2 separate regions of the Mus musculus genome follow, and region 2 is linked to region 1. A link is a loop called in an ENCODE intact Hi-C map of the cell type or tissue named here. Cell type or tissue: heart. All regions are shown on one strand. Each heading gives the region's core, and the rest is flanking DNA. Links, peaks and the distances in the headings are about the cores only. Region 1 overlaps Erp44 (endoplasmic reticulum protein 44). Region 2 has its middle 37 kb from the start of Alg2.

Evidence for each region. Hi-C counts contacts between places; a loop is a spot of excess contacts. Peaks named below come from ENCODE experiments on the same cell type or tissue, not always from the same donor. Only the 100,000 strongest peaks of a DNase experiment are listed, where the experiment ranks them.
Region 2: a loop joins it to region 1, with 2.3 times the contacts of the local background. A loop is called at or near these places in 2 of 42 quality-filtered maps.

The regions. Positions count from the first base shown.
Region 1 is chr4:48,220,277-48,230,307 of GRCm38, forward strand. The region is part of intron 4 of Erp44 (endoplasmic reticulum protein 44); the gene reads right to left. Among named protein-coding and RNA genes, the nearest start is that of Mir1958, 12 kb to the left of the region's middle. In heart, for the core only: a CTCF peak has its summit at 5,054 (motif pointing right); no DNase peak of the experiment used is centred there.
Region 2 is chr4:47,432,764-47,442,794 of GRCm38, forward strand. No RefSeq gene overlaps it. Among named protein-coding and RNA genes, the nearest start is that of Alg2, 37 kb to the right of the region's middle. In heart, for the core only: a CTCF peak has its summit at 5,424 (motif pointing right); DNase peaks (open chromatin) are centred at 4,998 and 5,408; H3K4me3 peaks cover 1,411 bases; H3K27ac peaks cover 1,578 bases.

The sequences.
Region 1 (10,031 bases), core at 3,799-6,298:
ACAAAGCCATAGCCTGTCTGGTTTAGGAGCTGATTACTTCAGAGCGAACCAGTAAGTGCATCCATTACAAGAGACACGCTACAATATGGTTTGAGCCCTGCTGGGCAAGGGATGAACGAGAAAACATGGCATGACAATGGGAGCACACGTATGGGAGTCTTTAAATACACAGAGGTCTTCCTAACAGTGCAAAGATCACAACAATGTGGATCAGTCACATATACCTTGACTCTCCAGCACACTACACATGCTCTCTGACAAATAAGCATCTGCAGCAAAACATAGAGACAATGACGTTTAATTAAAATGCTTTAAAACTGGGCTGGAGAGATGATGGCTCAGCAGCTAAGAGCACTGACTGCTCTTCCAGAGGTCCTGAGTTCAATTCTCAGCACCCACATGGTGGCTCATAACCATCTGTAATGGGATCTGATGCCCTCTTCTGATGTGTCTGAAGGCAGAGACAGTGTACTCACATACATACAATAAATAAATCTTTTCTAAAAAATAAAAAAGTAAATAAAAAAGAGGAAAACTGAAAGAAAAGAAAGTAGGAGAAAAATGTGAATGCTATGGAAGAAATTTAGATTTCATTCTAACATTTGGTTTTATAATTCTGAGCTTGAAACCATGTAAATATTTACCATGAGTATAAAATATTTAAAACATTAATACCAGTATTGCTGCTTTGAAATTTAACAGATATTTGGTAGATAAAGTATTTGATATCAGTAATGTCAGTAAGAATTAAGAGTCTCAGCCTACGGGAGTAAAATACAAAACTGAGAAACACTTCATGCTATCAGCCTGGGCAAAGAATGTTTGGATAAGACTTCTGAAGTACAGGCAACAGGAGCAAACAGACAAACGGGATTATCTCAAACTAGCTGAAATATCCAACAAAGGGGAGACAGAACATGTAGAGACCATATGCAGTGGATAGGCACGATCCCCGGTTGAGGGATGGGGCCACCCACCTACTTCAAAAATATTAATCCAGAACTTCTGTCAAAAGGAACTGCAGGGATAAAGAATGGAGAAGAGACGGAAGGAAAAGCCATCCAGAGACAGCCCCACTTAGGGATCCATCCCATCTGCAGACACCAAACCCATACACTATGACATTTGAAATATAAATAAATAACAAATAAAACACACACACACACACATACACACACACACACACACACACACACACACACACACACACACACATACACACACACACTGATGCCAAGAAGCCCTTGCTGACAGGAGCCTGGTAGAGCAGCCCCCTGAGAGGCTCTGCTAGAGCCTGATCAATAGATATGCAGATGCATGCAGCCAAACATCAGACTGAGTGCAAGGACCCAAATGGAGAAGTTAGGACAAGGACTGAAGGAGCTGAAGGGGTTTGCAACCTCATGGGAAGAACAACAATATCAACCAACCAGACCCCCCCTGCCCCCTGAGCTCCTAGGGATCAAACCACCAACCAAAGAATATACATGGAGGGACCCATGGCTCCAGACTCATGTGTAGCAGACGATGGCCTTGTCAGGCATCAAAGGGAGTGGGGAGGCCCTTGGTCCTGTGGAGGCTGGATGCCCCAATGGAGGAGAACACTAGGGCACTGAAGCCAGAGTGGGTAGGCAGGTGGGGAAGCACCCTCATAGAGGTGAGGGGGGGGGGAAAGATGGGGGTTTGTGGAGGGAAAACTGGGAAGGGAGATAACATTTGAAATGTAAATAAATAAAATAACCAATAAAAAACCCACACATATATAAAACAACACACACACACACCACACACACACAAGCTCTCACCAAGCAAACAGAACAGTTTTTAAGAGTTACAGAGGCAATCTATTGACTGGAAAATATATGTAAGTTAACACTGAACAGAGTCAACACTCAAAATGTATAAAGAATTCAAAAAAGTATACTGTGAAAATACAAGTAACTCAATTGAAAAGTGGGTAAAAGATCTTAATAGATAGTTCACAAAAGTAGGTCTATGTAGGTATATGGGGGAAATGCCACCACCACCAACCATGGGGGAACTGTAACTTAAAACCACAAGGAGAGACTAAGACCCTAAAGAAAGAAATATTGTATTACCTCAAAAGGAGCAGAAAACCATTCAATAAAATTCAACATCCATTCACACTTCAGAAATAGAAGTGAATGGCTTCCTTTATCTGAGAAGAAGATATTTAAATAAATACCAAATAACTTGATGAAACACTAAAAGCTTTTGCCACTGATGTCTGCTTAGACTTTTAGTGTAATATGCTGGCAGGGGCATATTTACATTTTAAAGAACAAGCACGCCAATCTACAGCAGGTGCTTCACTGCCACACATCTACTGCTTCACTATAATAACTAGCAAAAATTGAACATTTTTTAAAAGTATATTTTTAAAGATATCAAAAATCACAAAAGCCACAATGACTAAAGAAACTGAAATGTCCCCCAAAGAAAAGACCCTTTCTAGATAGCCAAGATCACAGCCACATTCTTCCCTAGAGGTTTCCTTTTAGAAATTAAATCGGCAGTTGCAGTTTAGGACTCGGTGTTACTCCTGCAAAAGCAAAAGAGACAGAAGCCATGAAGCCTTTCCCAGACAACACTCCTGGCCCAGCAGAGGAGCCTGCGAGGGCCTAAGACACAAAGCATAGTCTCAACGGGCACTTACTGAGTGCTAGGGCAACCCAGGAGACTGAGGGTGGGTGTGGAGGAGAAGCAGGCAGAAAACAGAGGAGGGCTGCTCTAGCCTGGGGTGCTTAGGGGACAATGTTTACTCAGGCAAGGAACCTGTAACCCTGAGTCAGGATCACACACTGCCACCAGGCTTGACAGATTTTGGAGTCCCATATAGACAAGAAAGCACTTTGAGGTTAAATACATTTTGGGTTGTTTTTTAACAGGGTCTCACCATGCAACCCAGGCTGCCCTCAGATTTGCTATGTAGCCAGATTAGCCTTGAACTCATGATCCACCAACTTGTATGCACCATCATACCTGGCAAGATCATGGGTTTTTATGACAAACTAGGAGAGAGGTACTTGTAACATACACAAGAAACAAATGATCATATGGATAAAAAGAAAGAAAGAGAACTGCATTTTAAAAGGACCATCAAAAAAAATAAGTGAACTAAAGAAATTGTTCAATTTATGAATCACAGATGGCCAATAAACATAAAAACATGCTCAGCTGTCATCAGGAAGCTATTGATTAAACTACCAGATGAAGGTTTTTGTCCACCACATTGGCAAAACCAAAACTAAATCCTCAAAATCTATACTGAAAATATCAAGCCCTACAAAGACCCTGTCCTGTACAACTTAAGTGTATAGTCAGAGTTAATATAAATGAGGTGAGTGTCTAAGTTTCCAGCAAGGGGTGAACATATCTGGTCTTTATTTTACTCCTACCAAGGGTCTGGCAGAAAGGATTTGTGACAGACTAGCACAAAAATGACTAGTCTAATAGGAGTAACCGTTTTATTTTAAATTTGCAATCTAAGAACCAGTTTGAAAATGAACAGTAAAAGATTCTACTAGAGACAATATAATGTTTTCAATTTTCTTTTTGTAAAATAACATCTTAATTAGTTCTTTGAGAATTTCATACAATGTATTTTGATCATTTTCACCCCTCTCCCATAACTTCTCCTAGATTCTCCCCAAGCCCTACCTACCTAACCAAACTGCATTCACAGTTTTGGTCTCTCTTGTTTTCCCCTTTTAACTTTCTAAACCTGATAAATCAATGAGTGTAATGAAAACTTAATACACTAAAAGAAAAAGGTTTTATACAGCAGAGGATACTAAGATCAGAGAGACCCTGAGGGCCTGCAGTTCTATTAACAGCATTTGAATGCTATCCTGTCTGTGATAGCTTGGCCAGATAGCTATGGGGTTGGACTTTGAAAATATTCACCCAGCAGGAACAGAAGTACTGTAAAGAACTGCTGCCCGACTCCTGATATAGGCTGCCAGAGCCTGTTTCCATACTCTGTCATTATAACCATCAGGCTGCCTTAAAAATCTGGTTATGAAGAAAAAAGTTACCTAATATTTGAAGACTATTAGGGGACTAGTCAGTGAGTTAATTCTCAAACATCACGGTAGCAGGTGTGCTGCACAATGAGGTAACTTTTAATTATTAAGAAGAAAAACCCTTAAAATTACATTGATCAGTAAGTCCAGACATAAAGGTGACTTTTCATAAGCTTTGGCCAAACGTGATTTTAAAATAATTACAGCTTAACATTTTAACAATGTAACAAAGAATGACTTCAGGGGTATAATAAATGCTTTTTAAAAAATTAACTAGATAGATCAAATGTTAAAATGGATGTCAAAGGAATTAGAAATTTCAGGAGGTTAATAACTTCATGACTAGAAAATTAGCATGTACTTTGCTTCAATGGTCACTAAGTTTTCCTTGATGAATTCCTCCTACCTGTCTCACAATACCCAGGAGGGTTCCAAATAGGGCAAGTATGTCATCTCTTGTCCCAGCTATGGCCCACTACTATTATCCAGGTCAGTCCAAGGAGGCATATGGTTTCATCAGAAGGTTCTCACTGCAGAACCCAGGAGAAGGACAACTGCTGTTTCCGTATCTCTTCCTATTCTCAAACCATAGTGCCCTAAAACAAGCATCCTCCCCAAGAAACACCATCAAATAAAACTCCAGACAGAAACATTAAGTGACCTTGAGGCTTACTTTCCCCGAGTAATGCAGTGCTGGGTGGTTTTCTATATAGTTGTTTATTTTCCAACTATTTTTACCGGGACCAACAGAATTCTGTCTTACACACATGAGCTAATTATATTTTTTGCGTTCTTTATGCAGGATTTATGTACAGGTCTCATAAAAGCTTAATTTTAAATAAGGAAGGTTCAAGTAGCACTGGAAGACAGACAGGTAAGAGTAACTTGAGCATATGGTAGCATATTGTCTAATTCAAGGACAGAGAGCATTCCAAAAAATGCTCATGGGAGGGTAGATGATTCTGCACTGACCAACAAACACTGAGTGTCCCTGCTTAATGCCATACAGACTGTAGCCACTGGAGGTCAGTAGAGAACCTGGTCCCACCAGGGGCAGACGGACAGGACCTTCCATAGGGAAAGGCAGCACTAACATCAGAATGGTGAATTCTATTCCCACACTCTCAAATGAGGAGACTGCAGATGGCATGGATTCATGTTCTGCAGTACAGGCAAAAGTATGTTTGAAGCATGTGCATACACACATATACGTGGAGATACAAAATATGCATATTTGACAAATGCTTTTAGAAAAAAACTATAAAGAAAACTAATCACTTGTAATCCAGCCACCATTATTAACTATTCCTAGTCTCTACAGAAAAACCACTATTAATATTTTAGTTTTTATCTTGCTGACCTTGAATAAAACCTACTTAACTAGCAATGACGTTTTAATTGAGAATAAAGCAAATTCTCCAGCCAGTCAAACAGGCAAGTGTGCAGTCAATCACTGCATGGAGACATGTAAACGCTGACTCAGCTGGCATGAGTCACACGAGATCCTGAGTGCATTTCCCTTCCTTGTAAGACACACAATACTTTCTGCATGTGGAGATAAAATAGTTCCTTATAATCAATGAAGTTAGATGTGGAAAAGTACAGAAGAAACTCCTCACATGTACTGTTAGAGACCTGAGATAACCAATTTAAAGTACCAGTGTACCTGTCATGCTCCAGTTATTGGTGGGCATTCAATAATCCATTCATCTATTCAATTACCACAAGTGAACAAGTCTACCTGCTAGATACCAAAGTTGGTAAAGATCACTACAGAGGTGAGGCCCATAGTCTTACAAGGCTCACATTTTACTGATTTATTTATCGAGACAGTATTTTACTATGTATCCTAGCCTGGATGCATAGCCTGGACTCCCCAGTGTAGGCTAATAAACTATATGGCTGGCCTTGAACCCAGAGATTCATCTGCTTTTGCCTCCGAAATGCTGAGGCTGAGCATAAGTGCCACCACACCTGGCCTTCTATTTTATTGCTACCACTGTAACTAATGTAACTACTTCCAATATTACCCCTGTCTACACAGGACAAACTCTTAGAAAAGCCTTAAAACCCCCAACAAATAGCATATACACCAAAACCATGTTTCAGTGTGGAGTTCCTTGGTATAGTATAAGAAGCTGTGATTCTTGCCACCCCATCTAAGGAATACACAACAGCATATATCCTGATTAGAGATGTAGTTTCCCAAGTCCTTTAGACAGAGAAGAGGAGGAAAACTGTCAGAATAATGGCAAAAACAAGACCTGACATCCTGCTCTTCCGTAGGACCAGTAAGACTACCTGTTCCTGTCGGCTCGGGGACAGAGACAGTTGGGACTGAGTTCAATTTCTGTTTCTTTTCTAGTAGTCATGCCTTCATTTTCCTTTTTCTCTCCCTATTTTCCTTATAGTTCATTCATTTCCTACAATGAGTATAGCAAATGAAAAATTTTAGGAGCTTAAAAGTGAAATATAAGTTCTACATTGGGGTTGCAATAAAATGAAACAGTAGGTGGGCTTCCTGATGGAAGTCCAGCTCATGTGCTAATAACCCTTTCAGCTGCACAGAGGAGAGCAGACAGAGATAAACAAGGGTGTGTGCAGGTCATTCCTGAAACACAAGTGCCGACTGGGTGGAACTACTCCACCTCCCAAGTCCTCAGCACGGAACTGAACCTTTCACACAATGTCCTTACTAAGAAGGGTACATAAGGAAGTGAGGTTAAAGGCAGAACAGAAGGCTGCCTGAGTTGCCAGTGGGTAGGAGAGGAGCTCCACGGAAAAGCAAGCAGCAAACCAAGTGAGTGGCTCCTGGAATATGCACTGAAATGAATTTTCAAGATAAACCAACAAACAGTCTTCTAGAGAAGACTTCCCCACCTGTTTTTAGAGATGAGTAGGTGCACTGCCTTCCCAAGAACGTCTTTAAAATACCCGTGTGATGCTTCATTTTTTTTAAATGGCATTTTATTTCTATACTGGCTTGGCTTGTAATTCTGTTGTTTCTCAACTTTATAATCTCACCTCATCATCAATCTTAAAGTGGGCTGATTAGAAAAGTGAAGATAGCATTTACAAATATTTCCCCAAATGGACTGTGCAAGATTCAGCTCAGAGAGATGTCACCTTTACGCATACCTGCCACACCATAGTGAGATCTTCCTCACACGCTTACCTGTCACCACACAGCTTGAGCTTACAGCGGAAGTACTACTTTTCCTTCAAGTTTATATCATATCCTGAGAGGCTTCCTTCCCTACCCCATCAGAGTAAGCTATGCTTATCAATATAATGCATCACATAATTAACACTGCCCCTTCAGAGAAGTTAAAACAGCATACAAGTGTATTTTGCTATATCTCTAGGACCAGTCACATGTCATTACAGAGAATTGGCACTTATGCTCTGGTTGAGTAAATACCACTAGCTAATTCAAAAGACTGTGGTGACCATAGCTGAGGCAATGTATGTAAGAACAAGCTGAACTCCACATGAGCACTCAATGAGCAGGCTCACCAGTTCATTTAGCTAGAAACTTTTCACAGGAGCCTCTCCAATACACACCACTATGACTCTGGATGAGACGTCTGAGTGAAGCAGTTGAGTCAGAACAAGACAGACAGCGTGAAGCACAGTGACAGGCCAGAGCAGACTCCCAGAATACCTAACAGGAGACTAATAGAGTGAGTCGTGCAGAGTCAGGATGACATCTTGATTCTGCAAACACCTTGCTAGGAAACGGGTCCTCTGACTCCACAGAGTTAATCCCAAAGCACGAGCACATGAACTTGTCTGTGCAGGATATGGTAAGGAGACACTGACCACAGGAAGGAAAACTGACTTTATTTGTATAGAGCACAATTATTTTCACTAGAAAGCTATGCAAATTCTAAATAAAAACTGCTGGAATTAAATTTCAACACAAAGCAATACAAAAGTGTTAATTTTAATCCCTACATATTAACAAAAAATGCAAAATTTTAAAATTTAAAAGCCAAAGCCATTTATAAGAGTATCAAAAACTGAGACATAGTTAAAAATAAATCTTACATCAGGCAGTGGTGGCGCATGCCTTTAATCTCAGTACTCAGAAGGCAGAAGCATGCAGATCTCTGTGAGTTTGAGGCTAGCCTAGTCTACAGAGCAAGTTCCAGGACAACCAGGGCTATACAGAGAAACCCTGTCTTGAAAAATAAAAACAAGTCTCAAAAAAGATGTGCAAAGCCTCGGTGTGGGAGGAACCTAGACAAACCCAAACTGAAAAATATTCTACAAATTATATAACCAATACTTCTTGGAATTGTCTAGGTTCTGAAAAATAAAGATTTTTTTAAATGGCCATAAAGAGCCAAGATCTGACAAGTCACTACCGTAGCCTGGACTCAGTGGAGAGCTGGCCACATCTGTCAGAGCATACTGAGGGCACTGGCCACATCTGTCAGAGCATACTGAGGGCACTGGCCACATCTGTCAGAGCATACTGAGGGCACTGACAGAGTCCTCACATAAGATGGCAGCGGTAGAGCCAAGTAAGTAAGAAAACATACACATATGTGCGCACATGCAATCAATCTAAAAGTAAAATAGTCTAATGTAGGTTGTATGAGTATCAAAGTACTATATGTAGACTGGAAAATGAGAAAAAAATTGCTGAAGCTGAAAATATTTAAATACATTGAAAGATTAAGAATGTTTGTGGATCAAAAGACTTAAGATTACTACAATAGTAACTTTCCAAACTGCTCTCAATGCAGTTAACTCTAATTAGAAACCCAGGATCCCCCTTTGTTGTTAGAAACTAACAAGCTGTTTCTAGGATTCATGGAAATTCAATCCCACTAAAACAGTCAAAGCCACTCTGAAAAAACAAGCACAAAGTTGGAAGATTTATACCGCTTGTTTTCAAGACCTTCCATAAGCTGTAACAACTCACAACATGCAGGATGAGCAGACACTAGATCAACAGTACAAAAAGGACCAGAAATAGAGTCATAAGGACAGGGCCAGTTCACTTCAACAAAGCTGCTAAGGCAGTTAGTGACAAAGAGGCAGAGGTTTTTTGCCAACAAGTAATGACGGATCTGTCTGGCAACTAAATACAACAACAGATCACCTACCCACTTTAACTCATATATTGTTCCACATATAAAAGCTAACTCCAAATGAACAATGGGCATAAGTGGAAATGTTCATACTGTGAAATGTACTGAAGAAAACATGGCAGAAAAAATTGCAATATTGGGGGAGAACAGACAACTTAAGATACAAAATATAAAGTATGATCCATTAAAAATTAGTAAGTAGGATTTGATCAAAATTCAGTGATAACATGGGATCAGAAGGATGGTTCAGTGATTAAGAGTACTTATTCCTCTTGCAGAGGACTTGACCTCAGTTCCCCACACTTACATGGTGGTCTACAGACAGCCCTAACAACAGTTCTAAGAGATCTGTCTCCCTTTTCTGAACTCTACAGAAACTATACACACACATGGTCTGTCTGTCTGCCTGCCTGCCTGCCTGCCTGCCTGCCTGCCTGCCTGCCTACCTACCTACCTACCTACCTACCTACCTACCTACCTACCTACCTACATGAAGATAAACATTCATACACATAAAAAAAAATCTAAAAAAGATATTTTAAAATTCAGGACATGCCCTTGCAAAGCCATTTAAGCTCGGTATGGTGCCACAGGTCTACAACCCCAGCACTTTGAAAATTTAAGTAGGATGATTACAAATTCAAGGCTGGGCTATACATGTACAAAAATATATAAATGCAATGTGCTGAGTCTGTTGAGAATTTCTTGTATGAGTGATTTTAGGGTTGACCATCGGATGCTGAGCTACATATTAAGCCCCAGGGTAGCCTGGGCTACTTAGAGGGACCCTCTCAAACAAACAAACAAACAAACAAACAAACAAAAAACCAAAGGGCAATGGCTACAGCTACAACACAGCTCTTGTACCCAAAGTCCACGTGAC
Region 2 (10,031 bases), core at 3,993-6,492, 790 kb before region 1:
CTAGGAACTTGGAAGACAAGGAAAGGGTGCAATTCCCTCACCTGGATCCCATAATGAGGTGGACACCCAGTACCACAGGACTGTCATCTGGCCATCCAGGGTATGTGTGTGTGTGTGTGTGTGTGTGTGTGTGTGTGTGTGTGTGTGTTACTCGAATGTGTGGGGGACCAGCAGATGCACAACACTGACTGTCCCAGGGGCCTCAGCTTGGCTGCCTCTATTGTTGACACTGCCCGGTCATTGCCATCTGCCTGTCTACCTGCCCAGTCATCCGTTCATCTGCCCATTCCTTCACCCAGGCCTCGATTTCCGTCTAAGGCTGCAGCCAGACTACAACCGGCAGGAGCTTCGGTTGTAGCTGTTTGGTTGTCTTCACTAGAGACTGTGTTGTGTCTCTCTCAGCATCTCAGGCTCAGGTCTTCTGAAGCAGTCATGCTGTAACTTACATACATACATACATACATACATACAGACAGACAGACTGACTCTCTCTCTCTGTCTCTCTCTCTCTCTCTCTCTCTCTCTCACACACACACACACACACACACACACACACACACACACACACATTATACACTGTGAAGTGTGATGAGTGATCTAAGATATAAGATGAGTAATTAAGATCAAAATCAAGAATTCTCTGCTCAGCCACGGCTCTCAAGGAAAATATCTGACAAATTGCCGCCATTGAAACAGCTGTACCTTGAGAATCGATGTATTGCTATTCAGTCAATTCTGACACTACGGAAAGACACAATCACGCTTGTCTATGTTTCTCACGTGGTGTGTTCACAGCACTTTTTAATTGATATTTTTCTTTTGGACTATTACTTTTCTCAGTTTCTCATGTCAGTTTTTGTTTGTTTCTGAGATGGGGGTCTCACTATGTAGTCCTGGCTGGCCTGGAATCGTGGCACCATGAATGGTGTTTAACATGTATCCACCGGTTTTCTTCCCCTGTTATCTTTATACATGTGGCCTCATTAGCTTTAAAATCCTGACAGTGTTCCAGGCTGGGAGAGAATTGTTTAGGCGGAGCTGCCTTCCACCAAGAAGCCCTCACTGGCTCACTGCCTCATCTTGCTTCCTTCAGGCCTCTGGTTCCTCATGCTCTTCTACATTAGAACCTATGGATGTTGCTAGTGTTTTGTGTTGCTCTGAGGCAAACATCCCAGCTCCAAGAACAGTTGTGGGCTCTGCCAATAATTAGTTCAGGTTAATTATTACCAATAGCTAGATGTGTGTAGCTCAGGAGTCACCCCCCCCCCCAGCTAGAGCCTCTGGAGGTTTCCATTATGAGCCTATCCCCCCACCCCAGGGAGGTCTTAGCGTAATGAATTTTGCTATAATCACATTTAAGGATCTGGTCCCTGAGCCATGCAGTCAATCGCAGAATCGAGCACCATCTGGTTAGTTTGGTCACAGGATGGGAAGATAAGGCCTTAGGCCTCAGGTAAATGTATTGAAAAATAGCTGCCTCTGTTTTTAGGGGTGTGGTTCTATTACCAAGGGGAGAGGCCATCTGGGAGCTGTTTTGAAAAGAATACGCTGGCTTTCAGAAAATGGGAGTCCTCTCAGCCTCGATGGGAGCCTTAGCTTCACTTTCTGCTTCAACTCCCTAAAAGAGCAGCACAATTGGCACTGCTCATATTTAATGTGTTCATATTTAGTATAGAATCATCTGCTTATTTGTTCATTCATTCATTCATCAATCAATCATTCATTCAATCGGCAGGAGGCAAATCCCCACCACAGCAAGGCAAAGGCTGGGGTCCCCAAGAACGAGTGGGGACCCTGCACTATGCAAATCAAGGGGCTCCTGGTTAGTGTAGAAGAAGCTGATTTAGTGAGCCAGTGGGTGGGCAGGGAAGGAACAACAGGGAGCGCTGAGAGCTGCAGAAGAGAAGAGCCCACCCATCACTGAAAGGCAGCCCTAGTCCATGTTTCTCAACATGGTGGCCCGCCCACAGCCTTCAGAGTTTCAAGAAATGTCAGAAATCCAGATGTAGTGTTGGTCGACTGGAAATAACATCTTCATCTTAAAATCGTGGCTCATATTTTTATTGAGCATCTTCTTGGCAAACAAACAAACAAAAAACAAACAAACAAACACCACATTTCAGTGCACCAGATTCGTGGCACAGACGGCAAGCTGTACCACAGACATACCCTTGTGGAGCCCCGGGACATTCTATTTCATAGGCCCACCTATAAAGAAGACTGAATGAATTCTTCCTACATCAGAAACCAAATAAAGGGAAGGATATTTGGAACTGAGGGACGTCCACACTAGAAGCCTGCCTCAGTGGCTATCCAGCCTCAGTGGCACGTGCTTAAGCGTACGTGCTCTCAAAGCCTCCTGCAAGCTAAGGTTAAAAAAAGATGTTCAGTTCCCCCGAGAGGGTTTGGATGAATGAAAGAAAAGCCTTTATGAATAGATACTTGAAGCTAAGACCCTGCACTGGGTTTAACTTGCTTCCCTCAGCTCAATAATTCCTTCCCAGGGGATTGTGGGTAACAAGAGTGGGCACCGTAAGTGATGCTGTGCGAATAGGTGAAAGAACCCAGGACCAAGTGGCTGATGGGTAGCCGCACTGGAAGGAGTTCAGCAGGCTTTGCAGTCCCACAGACGTGCAGAACACAGCAGAGAAGGGTGGGAGCTGGGTCGTCGGGACGGGGGCGGTGTGTGTGGGGGGTGGGGGCGGGGGGCGAAGCTTCCAGCTCAAAACAGCTGGGAAACTCTGGATTGGTCCAAGCTCACGAAGTTGATTGAATTGCAGCGAAGTTTGTGCTCAATACTGTGCTCCTTTGCCTTGTGAATTCATTTTCCTCTAAGGAGATTATCTCCAAGCTTATCCAATGCTAGAACTCAGAGAATCCCTGAGGGTAGGCGTCACAGGGAGGAAACCGTGTGAGACAGTGATGGAGTCAATTGCTTTCTGCCATCTTGCTTTCCCAAAAGCATCGTGTATGGTCCACCTACGCCGGAATCTTCTCCTCGTGGATCCAGAATCGCTGAGTCACCCTCTCAGGCCAAGCTCTGACTTAAACATTTTGCTAAGCTCTCAGAGTCGCTTTCCGCCTCTCTAAAGTTTGGGGTCCACTGGGTGGCAGAACCCAGCCTCCACCTTACCAACACCACGATGGCTCGATCAATTCCCAACCAGGCTCTTCCTCCTGGGCCCCTCAAAACTCATTTCTCTCCCCGCCGCTCGCTCGCCGATCATTTCTCCAGCCCCGTTCACACAGCTGGCATTTATCTTTATTGCTGCTCTGTTTATTGATTTAGGGCCATCTCTGCAATTCGTCAAGCCTCGATCCCATTTTAATCTGGGCCTCCGAAGTGGCAAAGATCCCTTCCAGCTTCAGCGCTTGCAGAAATGTGATTAGCTGAGGCTCCCTTCCATCCTTCAAGCCATTAATGGAAATAGTAAATGGTCCCGGTTTGGCACGAAGGTCTTCCGGGTCTCTGGGGATGTATGAGTCCCTCACGCGTCACCAGCTCTGCCTGGACAGTGGCTCCCCACCGTCATGCACATTTCAGTGGTGGATTGTTGCTTCCCTATTACGAATCTATGCAGAAATCCTAGTTATTAATTAGTTCACTCATTCAATATAAACACTCAAGGGGAAATATAACCTGAGGTCGTGTCATTTTCCCTCTCATAAATGGTTTGATGACCTCAGGGAGAGGGAGTCTATGGGAAGGACATGTGCAGAAAAGCATGCTTCCGCCAGGGGTGGTGACTCACACCTGTAATCCCAGCACTGGGGAGACTGAGGCAGGGGGACAGCTGAGAGTTCCAAGTTGGTCTCAGGTATCTCCTACCTCCTAAGTGGTTTTCATAGACAGGAGCTTGGCTTTTGCGAAGCACACATGACAGACAAAGCTCACTTCCCAGGTTTTCCTCATGAAGGCCAGAAAGCAACTGTGCCACTCACTTTAATCTCTCTTTCTTATTAATTTATTTATTCACTTTGCATCCTGATCAACCCCCTTCCTCCACTCCCCCCAGTCTCACCCTTACAAATCCCTCTCCCCCATTACTCCCTCATCTTCTCCTTAGAGAAAGTAAAGCCCCCTGGGGTACCACCCCACCCTGAGACATCCAGTCCTAGATGGACTACACACCCCTTTTCCTGAGGACCAACCAGGCAGTCCAAGTAGAGGAAGGGGATCCAATGGCAGCCACAGGGTCAGACAGCTCAGTTGTTAGGGGACCCACATGAAAACCAAGCTGCACATCTGCTACAAGTGTATAGGGAATCTAGGTCCAGCCCACTGGTTAGTGGTTCGGTCTCTGTGAACCCCCACAGGCCCAGGTTAGTTGTGGTGTCTTTGACCACTCCGGCTGGCTTAATCCTATCCCCTACTCTTCCACAGGACTCCCCACAGGCCACCTGATGCTTGTGTCTGCTTCCATCTGCTCCTAGGTAAAGCCTCTCAGGAGACATATGTCTCCCCTTTTCAATAAGGTAGTATGAAATACAGAGAAAGTATATGTGAAGCACCCTAAGGGGCAGGGCAGAGGGAGGGAGGATGGCAGTGTTCCCACTCCGGCAGGCTGTACGAGCAGGGAGCTTCCCCGGGGCTGATTCTCTTGGAAGCCCAGCCCTAGAGAAGACACGCTGGACTGGTGTTTCCCATAATACTCCTGGGAGAGGGGAACATTGGACAGGCAGGCAGAGAAGCAAGCTCTGGAGCACGGTGCCCAGCTTCCCTGTGGCCTCATTCATACACCTGCCACACAGTGCCAGGAGACCTGGCGTTAAGGAGCCACCTTTCTCAAAGGAGCCCGATCCTCATGGAGATTGCCGCTGCTCTGAAAATATAGCGGGCGTGGCCATCCTCTCAGCTGACACACCCTTTGACCCCTTTGAATGCTTGGAGCTGGCAGATGCCTAGAGCTGAGGACACTTACATGTATGTTCAAACAAGTATAAGAAGCTGCACCCCCCGCCCCCTTCAGACAGAGCAGAGATGAACCAGAAGGCCCCCCGCCCCCATCTCCAGCAAAGGCGGGACAAGCCAGCTGCCTGGAGGAGGGGCATAAGAGTCAGTTCCCCACGGACGACTTCGTTGACAGCTGAAGGGTGAGGTGGAGCGACAAGGAGACACTCGCTCACCCTTCACCCCTCATGAGTGCTGGGGCAGCGCTGCTGGCTGGTCATTTCCCAAAAGCTTGCCAAAACAAGCGACATAAATCAAATTTTCATTTCATTCCTTCAGGCTCGACCCTTCCGTCAGGCACTCAACAGCTGCCTCCTGAGCAGATGTACAGCTCATTAGTCTATCGTGCCGCTAGAGCCAAGTCCAGGACCCCAACCCCCATTCCGGGGCGGGGGTTGGGGGGGGGGCGGTAGGGAAGGACGCTAGCAGCCTTTGTTCTTCCACTGTCGAGCACTTCGCATATCAGCCACCAGGGGGCGAAAGCTGCACATACATCGTTGGTTCCCAGAGCCAGCTCAACCCTACAACCCTCTCGCCTGGCGTTTGGAAGGCGATCAGGGAGGGATGGTGAGACCTTCCTCTACCTCCAGAGCTTTTCAAGCCTTTAACGTGTAGGAATATCTTGTTTGGTGCGAGGATGCTTGGTTTAGGCAGACAGAACTGGATTCAGATGCCTGGTCTGATGCTCTCAGCCTTTGGGCCTTCATGATGAAATGTGATGGTATCGCTTGCTGTGGGACCCCACCCGGTGATCCTGAGGCTAACGTGAGGCAGATGAAGTGAGGAGCAGCTAAGCATCGTGACAAGGAAGTTCTCTAGGGACATAGAGTGCATGCAATTTCTCATGTCTTTATTTTCTCTTACTATGTCTCATTAACCACACATTTAAGCCTCTTATTTAATATAGATGAACAGAATCATATTCAGAATATCTCTGTGTTCTCTGTCTCTCTCAGACACACGCACGCACACACACACACACACACACACACACACACACACACACACACACACACACACGTCTCTGTCTCTCCAGGGCTGGAGATAGAAACCAGGGCCTTGCACATGCTCAGTAATTACTCTACCATTGAGCTATGTTCTCAGAGTCGTCTTTCTTCTCTAAAACAAACCAAGCCAAGAAGCGCCATGTGTTTATCTGTAAATCAACATGTCTATAAATCGATTCCACCAGTTGTCCCCATCCTTAAGTGTGGAGTCCAAGAAGCAGCAATAGGTTGGAGAGTGAAGCTGTTTCTGTTGTGCCTGTGGCTCACCCGTTCTCTCCCTTGTGGACCTGTGGTCCTCTCCCTACTCTACCCAGGATCCTCCCCTCCCCCTGCTTCCTTTGCTGCTGCGACTCAAGGTGGAGTCGCCTCCGCTACCCCCACAATTCTGACATTAGCAACCTGCCCCAGGTGACTTTCTAAAGGGAGGTGGGTTCCTGCCACATTCTCCTTGGAGGCATCACAGTTGCGTTTTGCCTGTTGACAAAGCTTGACAGCAGGCATCCAGGCCCTTAGAGCTGCATGTACTGGCTTCAAAGCCTGTGCCTGGCTCTTGGTTATGTGCTGTACACTCACAAGGCTGTAATCGCCTTCATAGCTATCTTGAGACATGGGGTCACATTATCAGCTTCAATTTGTAGTTAGAACTGGGCACTGAGAAGTGACCCTCTTGGTAATCTAGGGAGGAATAGAAGGGACAGCAATCTGAGACTTCCCCAAGTCACAGGACAATGTAATGCTATGCCTAGTGTCACCTTGCTTAGACGTACTGAGCCTCCTCCCAAGCAGCAGAATTCATGGTTCCTTCCCCCATGTTTTCCAGGAGCCCTGGTTATGTGCAAGACATTTTACCAGGTGTCACTCTGCCTCTGCTACTAGGATGGAATGGATTCAAGCACAGAACCAGAAAGGAACACTCAGAAAATTCTGACTACATCAAATCCTCTTTTATCTAGTAGTTTTACTGAACCATGCCTCCCATCCCACGCCCTAAACCTACCATTAGCCTCTATGCAGCTGGACTGCTGTGATTTCAATTTTGAATGCACCCCAAAGGCCTGTGTGTTAAAAGCTTGGTTCCTGGTGTGGTGCTGTTGGGAGATGGGGGAACCTTTAGGAGGGCAGGGCCGAACGAGAGATCTGCAGGTCACCAAGCTCTGCAACTTGTCCCTTTGCTTCCTGCCCATGAGGAGGTGGTTTTGTAGCATCGTGTGTTCCCGCTGTGATGCGCTGCTGCTTGTCACAGGCCTAAGGGATGAGCTAGAACCTCCACACCGGAGCTAAAATAAAGTTGGTTATCTGGGCTTGTCTGCCACAGCGCTAGAGAGTTGACAACCTCATGGGCTCTGCACATGCCGCAACCTGTTCAAGCTAAATCTCCTAGGGCAGAGCTCTTTGTGGATAGATCTGAGGTCCATCCTGGGCCCAACTGTGGCCTCCCTCTCTAGACCAAATCTCTCTCTGTGTACTGGCCTGGCTAGTCATTTTGCTCGGTGTACTGGTCTGGCTAGTCACTTTGCTTAAGAGAGCCTCTTACCTTCTGCCTGCCGCCCATCACCTTCTTATCCCAGGCAGGGGGCTGTTCTCAGCTTTGCTCTCACTGTCTGCCCCGTTGCACAGCCACTTTCAGCCCCAGAGGGGGCAAAGGAGCTGTTCTATAGGCAGAGGCAGATACATATTCAAAAGCAAGTGGGACAGTAACAACTTACATGGTGCCGTAATGATCCACACGGAAATATTCCCTCGCCTCTTGGTGAAATTGTCATTCCGAACCACGGAATACATTAAGTTTTATGATCTCCCCGCGTCTTTGGGGAATATAAATCTGGAAACATCATCTTCATATGACAAGGCAAAGAGTCCCTGGGGACTCAAGATGTTTGAGAACGTTAACTGAGAATCAGAAATAGTTGGCGATTAATATTGGGATTTTGTTTATGGGCACAAATAAATCCCAGGTCTAGGGCTGACCTCTAAAAATCTGCCTATGACAAAAATTCTGAAGGCAAATGATGGGGCAGGAAACAATCTGAATTTAAAGAAGGGATTGGGGGGGGGGGCTGGGCGGCAGTGTTTAGAAGCTCATCTTTTCTGACTGTACATTTGAATTCTGTGCACACCGCCATAGTCACCGACTGAAATAAAGATGATAGAAGGTAGAAATTTATATCAGCGGTCTATAGTCAGGCAAGCTTTGTGACTACATGGGGTGAACCGGGAGTACTCTTTTCAAGGCTCGTTGAGGGAGGCTCCTTACTCTTCTTTCACCACTAAAATGAAGACCCAGTGGCCATCTGGGCAGTAAAGGGACACGGGAGGATACGCTGGCACGCTGAACCTTACTGCGTCTTACACCCAGAAACGGAGGTGAGGAGTGAGTCTTCATGGAATGAGTCAGCTTGGCGTGTGAAAGCATCCTTTCTGTCTCCTGCTTTCCGTCTCCAGCTCTTGCCTAACCAGAACCAGCCAGGCTCTTCCTGGGCCTGGAGCCCATCCGGGAATACTCATGACTTCTAGATGACGATGACTGCCTAAGCTGGATATGGGGGCGCATGCCTGTAACCACAACACTTGGGAGGCTGAGGCTGGAGGACTGAGTTCAAGGTCAGCCTTGCCTACCATGAGACCATGGATCCAAAAAGCAACAAACAAAAACAAATGTGGAGAAATATGACGGTGGAGAAATATGACGGTGGAGAACAAGGTCATTAAAACTGGCAAGTGTGGCTCACTCTTTGTGTTTCTCTTCATTCACCCGCCAGTCCCCTCTACAGCCTTTCTCTAACCTGCCTGGCACAGCTAAAGACACAGAACGACCACTGAATCTAATAATAAAAATAAAATCAAGTCTCTCCACCTACTAATATCTGTGTGAGAGAGTAAAGACCCAGTTTTAAGTCACCTGCAAAAAAAGCACCCCAACTAACTACTTACTAAGGAAACACACTTTGCCTGTCATTGAGATTTAACCTTGACTTTTCTAAGAGTTTGGCATCTAACGAGAGCTAGTTGTTCTCTGTCCTGAGATGCCCTGGCCTCTCTTTTATCTTCTGGAAGGCCTGGATCCTTGCACCTTCAACATCCTTTCCCAGTCTGGTTACCTGCTGCTCACACTGCAAGCCTCTATCTTGGAGCAGACCTCATGGATAAGAGCAATTTGATGGGAGAAATACATATGTTCTAAGCTTGAAAAGCTATGTAAGAGAGCTGATACTGTACACGCACACACACACAAACACACACGCACGCACACATATGCACACGCACACATGCATACATATGCATATACACTAACACACATGCACACACGTGCACACTCATGCACACACACACACACACATGCATAAACACATGTATACACACGCATGCACAAACATGCTGTGGTTATAGGTGCGTACCCCCATATCCAGCTTAGACAGGAATCGTCATCATTCTAGAAGTCATGGGTATTCTGGGATGTGCTCTAGACCCAGGAAGAGCACACATGCACACACCCTCTAAACCAAACCATCCAAACAAGCAAACTACTAAGCATAGGGCTAGGGAGATGGCTCAGCATTTAAGAGCACTGGCTGCTTTTCTGGGGACCTGGGTTCAATTCCCAGCGTGTACATGGCAACTAATAAACATCTTTAACTCCAGTTTCAGGGGATCTGATTTTCTTACACGGGTCTGTAGGAGAAAAAAATTTTAATCCTTAATAAAATTAATCACTTTCAGGTCTTTAATGGTTTGAACGCAACTGTTATAGCTCATTGTCCTATACTAAAGGAAAGTACAAATCAGAGTACGAGTAACCACTCCCATGTTGGAGAAGAGTAAAGTCATCCTTACTGTGAAGGACCGTCACATTGCTGTAGGTCATTTCAGAGCGCTTTCTGTGAAAATAAAAATGGTGTAGCTGTTCTTAGTGAGTGGTTTCTGTGTCCCTGGAACAGCCAAGTTCTTATGATTCAGGGTATATAGGAAGAGCCCCATTTTACAGTTGATGAAACCGTGGCTTGAGAAAGCATTTGATTTTCCCAAGGTTACCCCACAACTAAAGGTAGGATCAAAGTTAGACCCTACCTCAAAAG